Regions from separate parts of the Homo sapiens genome. Here region 1 is linked to region 2. The links are chromatin loops, found by intact Hi-C in ENCODE. Cell type or tissue: GM12878. All regions are shown on one strand. Links, peaks and the distances in the headings refer to the core of each region. The heading gives the core; the rest is flanking DNA. Region 1 overlaps LINC00423 (long intergenic non-protein coding RNA 423). Region 2 overlaps STARD13 (StAR related lipid transfer domain containing 13).

Region 1 (2,920 bases), core at 221-2,720, 370 kb after region 2:
ATCTGCCGCTTGGAGGGACACTATTAGCAATTGGCAAGTTGCCAGTATCCCATTTATTGGCTCATTAATAATTCCTCTGGGCTCCCAAAGCAACCATTTGATTCCAAATAGATCACAAAATTCGCCACTGAGATATCTTTACCCTTTCTGACATTTCATGAGAGCAGAGGCAGAAATTCACACCGGAGAGTCTGGGAGTTGATACTGGAGACAGGGTTAATGTTCTCCTTTCCCCGAATCTACAGGGGCCTGGTTTGCTCTAATCTGCCTCCAGGAGGTGAGCCACCACCCTGGCTGGGCACTGCTCCACTTGCTTATGGTGGTACCTAGGGCCTTGCATCTCAAAGTGTGGTCCCCAGACCAGCAGCACTGGCACACCTCAGAAGATTCTTAAAAAAGCAGACTTTCAGGCCCCATCCCAGACCTATGGAATCAGATCCCGCATTGAAATAAGACCCACCCCACCAAGTAATTTATACACACCCTAAGGTGCTCTAATTTATTTGTAGGAATAAATGAATTTATCCCAAGAAAGTAATCAGATGCATGCACAGCTTGCAGGTACCCATGGGTTGAATGCGTCATTGCTTAAAAAGACAAAAACTGGGGCAGGGCCTGATGGCCCATGCCTATAATCCCAGCACTTAAAGAGGCCAAGGCGGTGGATCACTTGAGGCCAGGAGTTCAAGACCAGCCTGGCCAACATGGAGAAACGCCGTCCCTACTAAAATACAAAAATTAGCCAGGCATGATAGCACACACTTGTAGTCTCAGCTACTCAGAAGGCCGAGGCAGGAGAATGGCTTGAACCCAGGAGGCGGAGGTTGCAGTAAGCCAAGATGGCGCCACTGCACCCTAGCCTTGGGAACAGGGTGGGATTCTGTCTCAAAAAAAAAAAAAGGCAAAAACTGGAAACAAACCAAATGTATTGAAGCAATATTTATTTGAGTGCCTTCTATGTGACACTCAGAAAATAAGAGCTACAAAACAGAGACAGTCTTAAAAATATGGTTCATTTGGGGGGGATGGAAAATTGCATAGCCATTTTTTAAATACCTCTTTAAAAAAAGAAACCAAAACCTACTTCTAAAAGTAGAAGTAGGGCCTCTAAGGCCCTATTTCCTGCCTTCCAGGTTGGCTCAATTATTGTGACTGTCTCTAGGCAAACAGTTCGTGCAGGCTGCTAGGCTAAGGACATTTCCCTTTGCTAAACAAACAAGCAAATGCAGACAGGGCTCAGCTGCTGTAGCACATTGGAATTGCTTGTGAAATGAATTAAGATCCATTTCCAGGGCTGTGCTGTCTGAATGTAACTGCGGGCTTTCACCCCGCCCCCACCTTTCCCATCCCCCAAGGTATAGTCCACTCAATCTCAGGGGCACATGACCCTCTGGTTGTGATGTCCAAGGTGCTCAGTGGATTTACACGTCACTGTGTCCATTATTTTTCCTAAAAGGAAGACAGCTTAGATAAACACCTCCCTTTAAGTCAAATGTAAGTTTGTTCAACTACAGCCACAAGAAGGATAGCAAATTCCGGAGAAGGACCTTCTGGAGAACACAGCAATATTATCTCGCTGGCCCAGGGATGGGTTTGCAACTGCTCTCAATGGCTGCCGTACATCATCGCTTCACTGAGTATTGTCCAGGCAGAGCAAAGTCACTCAAGCAATACTTCTTATAATCAAGGCAAGTGGTCAGCGGCTGCCTTAAAAAAAAAAAAAAAAAGCCTGGAAATACAGTCCCCAGCCAGAGTAAAGATCCTCCTCTGCGACCTCACAGCCCAGCTGGATGGGACCCTGCAGCGCTCTCACCTCTCTGCTCAGGAAAATGTGGCTGCTGCGCGTCTCAGCCCAGCCGAATTTGATCTTGTGGATTTCATGTCTAATCTCAGCCTAGATTACTCGGGCTTGTTTGGCCCGCTCTAGCATGCCTGGTCTCTCTATTCTCTCTTGATTCTCTCCCATCCTTATTCATCCCTCACTCATTGATTGATTTAATTCAACAACCAAGCCCCCTGCTGTGCTGGATGTCAGATGTTCTAGGTGTGCTCAAATGAAGGCCCTTTTCATTTTCCGGAGGAGTTCACTTCCCATGTTGGGAGACAGTAACAGGAACAAATCAGGCTGCCTAGGTGTTCACGATGTCACCAATATTGGGAAGTTACATTTTGTAATATTTTAATAAAAATAGCTTTTCTGAGCCCAACCCCCTCCCACCGCCTACTGATCTTTGGCTCTTAGTTTCTGCGCCTTCCAAATTCCCTCCTCCATAGCTCACCTGGCCTTGAGGCTTTTACAAACTGCTCTGGCCTGCATCCTGGATCTCACTCTAGAAACCACTCTGCTGGGGTCATTCCGGCAGAGCACCCAGCTTCCCCTCTCTCTGTGGCAGAAAAACCTGATTCTCTCCCACTTTGTCATGAAAAGTCCCTTCCCTGCCTGCGTATCTCTCCAGCTCTTGCCTTATAAGTTAGAAGGCTCATTGGGTTGACTGCTAACCAAGCGCCATCTAGTAGAAGACTCCAGGTTTTGACAGTGCAAATTACAGTCTTTTAACGGGATCAGATTCTCAGGCCCCTCCCCCTCTTAATAGCACCTCTGAGCAGAAAGATGCAGTGGAGATTTATCTCATTTATGCTTTGACTCATGACACACATGTGCATGCACGCTCACATATCTTCATACACTCATTTACACATGCACTTACATACACACACATACATAAACACATACATACATACTCACACTCATGTACACACACACACGCACTCATGCATATGAACATCTTCTAGAAGGAGGAAGCAAATTGTGTTAGGTTTCTAGTCTTTCCCTTCCTGCTATAGACAATTGCAATGCAAATATGACAAATGATACAGTCAGAAGCAGATTTATCCTGAAGATAATGAAGCTTAAGCAACT
Region 2 (2,920 bases), core at 158-2,657:
TTAAAATTAAAAAGCAGTGACTGTCATTTTGGCTACTCACTCTAGAAACATTTGCAAGTTACAGTTAGATTTATTTTACTTTTATTTAATCTCAGAGAGAATTGTTTTATCTCAGACTACAGATATAGATAAGGCCTTCCTTCCTTCCTTCCTTCTCTCTCTATTTATAACAATGGGCAAAATTATTTGTATCTTTCCTCAAAGGCAGTTTATTAAGAAAGCGACCCACCTTTCAGATTGACGAGGTTGGCAGTAAATGCTTTGTATTAGCATGCTTAATTCCATGGGCTACGTTACTTAAATAGCTATGAATATGACCTGGACTTCCTACGAGCCTTCCAAATAATGTTATTGGTGTTGACATCATTTTTAAAGGAAGCTGCTTCTGGATCTTCTGTAGTTTATCTTTCTCAGAAAGTCTGTTACCCTCTTTCAGAACATAAGCTACCATATGAAACAATCCTGCTATTTATGTTTAATACATTTTTCAACGGCTTCGTTTTCAAAGTTGGACTTGGGCTGTTGGTAATTGTATGTTACATCTAAGTGGTTTGCGTTCGATGTCATATGTCGCATGTTTTATTAGGCCAGGATTCGTCTAATTCCAAGGGGATCTAAAGCAGTGATTGAGAATGATAAGATTCTATGAGCGATAGCAGAAAGTTTTCAGGGGGCTCACAGGAGGTCCTTTATTGGAAAAAGTCAATTCTTTTACAATTTACACAGGCGGAAAGGGACTTATTTTGCATCTGCATTAGCAGGCTGTCTAGTCCAAACCAGAAGTGGAAGCGCTGGCTGTAAACTCGCCAAAGTAGAAACCACTCAGTGTTATGGCCCAATATGGATGTCAGAGCTCTGGAGCATGTGTGGGAAAATGGCCACAGGCCAACGTCTGGAATCATTTATCTTCCGGTAGAGCTGAGAGGAGAACTGTTTTATGCGTTTTGCAGAAATCCTTGCTGATTGATTTCATTTACATAGAGCTGGTGCAGAGACTGATGGTGAGGACAACTATAAATGGGAGAGAAATATTGATCTATTTCTGCTTTTCCTGACATCCTGGTCTCATTAGTGTTCTTAGCACCTTTGAATGAGATTATGCCGTTACTGACAACCATATGGTTTCTACGGGGTTCTTTCCACGCGTCTCATAAGAAATGACACATTTATGTCTTTTCTTATTGGGGAAATCAGAAACTGAAAGTTGAAGATTTTGTCGTACTGTCTTTTCATTAGCTTAGCCTGTTTCCTACAGTCTAAATGTGAAAAATGAGAGGAAGGAAATATCAGTAGACAGAGTTCTTTGTACACTCTGTGCAACCTATGTAGTCATTGAGAGATGTGCGTCTGATACTCTTTGTGAAATACTGGAACATACTGTTGTTGTGTAGATTCATATCTGCATGTGAAGGAATCATCTATGCCAACCAGTATGTTCTGCATGAGCTAAACTCACATGTGCTGACACATGCTGACATGTGACAAGGTAGCATCCGCACCTGTTTTTCTAATGTGTAAAAGAATTTTGCCAGCTTCTGACAGTACCCACGTCAGACCTTATGGAGACGATTTTAATTGATTTCAAGGACCGAGGTAACAGTCAGAAGCCTTGGATTTCAGATACTACCTTTATGCTGCCTAATTTTGTGACCTTGAGGAAGATGATTAACCTTTTGATGAATCTAATTCACTGCTTACAAATATAATGAATAATTATAGCCATTTTTGTCTCCCAGAGATATTTCAAATGTCAGTAAGACATTTATAATGCATCTTGTGCTATTAGCTTTTGGTACGTATGCCATTAATGAAATTGCCTCCACTCTCTTAGACAGAACTTCTGCATTACACTGAAAAAGCTAAAAACTTTAGCCTTTAAAGTTAAAACAAAATTAAAAACAAAATTCTATAATCTTATGTAGTAATACTTTTGTTTATAGGAGGCTGCTCTTGAAGGTATTTGCATCTATTTTTTTTCTCTTTGTAGAATAACTATTTGATTTTCTCATCAAGATTCTCAGCATTGTGTAAGACTAGTCATTTCCTCAAACAGGTTGAACTTTAAAAAATAGGGCTAAAATTGGTGTGATGCTGCTTTGATTTAGTATGGTTGAATATATGTAATTTTTAAACTTCCTAATGTAAAAAAAAATGGATAATAGTGCAGATTAAGGTACCTAATATTTTCTCACATTTTATAGATACATAGATATACCATACAAATAAATATATGCTAATCTTCATATATGCATATACCCACACACATCCACTTCATCTTTCAAAATAATCCAGTAAAACTGATAGCATAGCAGCATATAAGATATGAAAAGATAGGAGTGATTACTGTGTTTTCATTTTAAATCCTTTTCATTTTACATGATGAACATGATCACAGCTTAGTGTACTGCAAAGGACATCAGAAGCCAGACCTGCCAGTACAGAGAATCACCACGCACCCTGTTCTGTGAACACAGGTGTGTGGTGGCCCCTAGAATCTCGAAATATGGCAGCCTTGGGAGCCACGCCATTCAACTGTGCTCTTCCGCTGCATTGTGGGAATCAGAATGTGTGCCTTACTGTAGCACGAGGTGGTTGGGAGGCCCATATGACATAATGTGCATGAAAATGCTTTGAAAACTTTCAGGCCATTTAAAGTCACTAATTGAACTTCGACAACTTCTTTGCTGCTGGAATATTCCTTTCTTCCCTTTCTTAATAAATTCTGCCCGTCATTCAAAGGCTTCTCTTAGCTCTTTTTTGATCTCAAAGGTTTCTTTGGAGCCCCCAGAGGTCCCTCTCAGAAAGAGGAAGTGAGCGAATTTTGCCACCCGTGTCCCTCCTGCCCCACCCACCAGATGACTTCACTATTACACTCCATGTTTTCACACCTCCACGCTCTGCCCAGTTCTGTCCCTGTGCT

Evidence for each region. Peaks named below come from ENCODE experiments on the same cell type or tissue, not always from the same donor. Only the 100,000 strongest peaks of a DNase experiment are listed, where the experiment ranks them.
Region 1: it touches region 2 in a loop (2.3-fold over the local background); 2 of 110 quality-filtered maps call a loop at or near these places.

What each region holds. Positions count from the first base shown.
Region 1 is chr13:32,837,431-32,840,350 of GRCh38, reverse strand. All of the region lies in intron 4 of LINC00423 (long intergenic non-protein coding RNA 423), which reads left to right. Among named protein-coding and RNA genes, the nearest start is that of LINC00423, 73 kb to the left of the region's middle. RefSeq lists an enhancer at 2,791-2,920. In GM12878, for the core only: no CTCF peak of the experiment used is centred there; a DNase peak (open chromatin) is centred at 1,182; H3K4me3 peaks cover 296 bases; H3K27ac peaks cover 1,412 bases.
Region 2 is chr13:33,202,750-33,205,669 of GRCh38, reverse strand. All of the region lies in intron 1 of STARD13 (StAR related lipid transfer domain containing 13), which reads left to right. Among named protein-coding and RNA genes, the nearest start is that of STARD13-AS, 73 kb to the left of the region's middle. RefSeq lists a silencer at 2,916-2,920. In GM12878, for the core only: no CTCF peak of the experiment used is centred there; a DNase peak (open chromatin) is centred at 1,378; H3K4me3 peaks cover 2,073 bases; H3K27ac peaks cover 2,500 bases.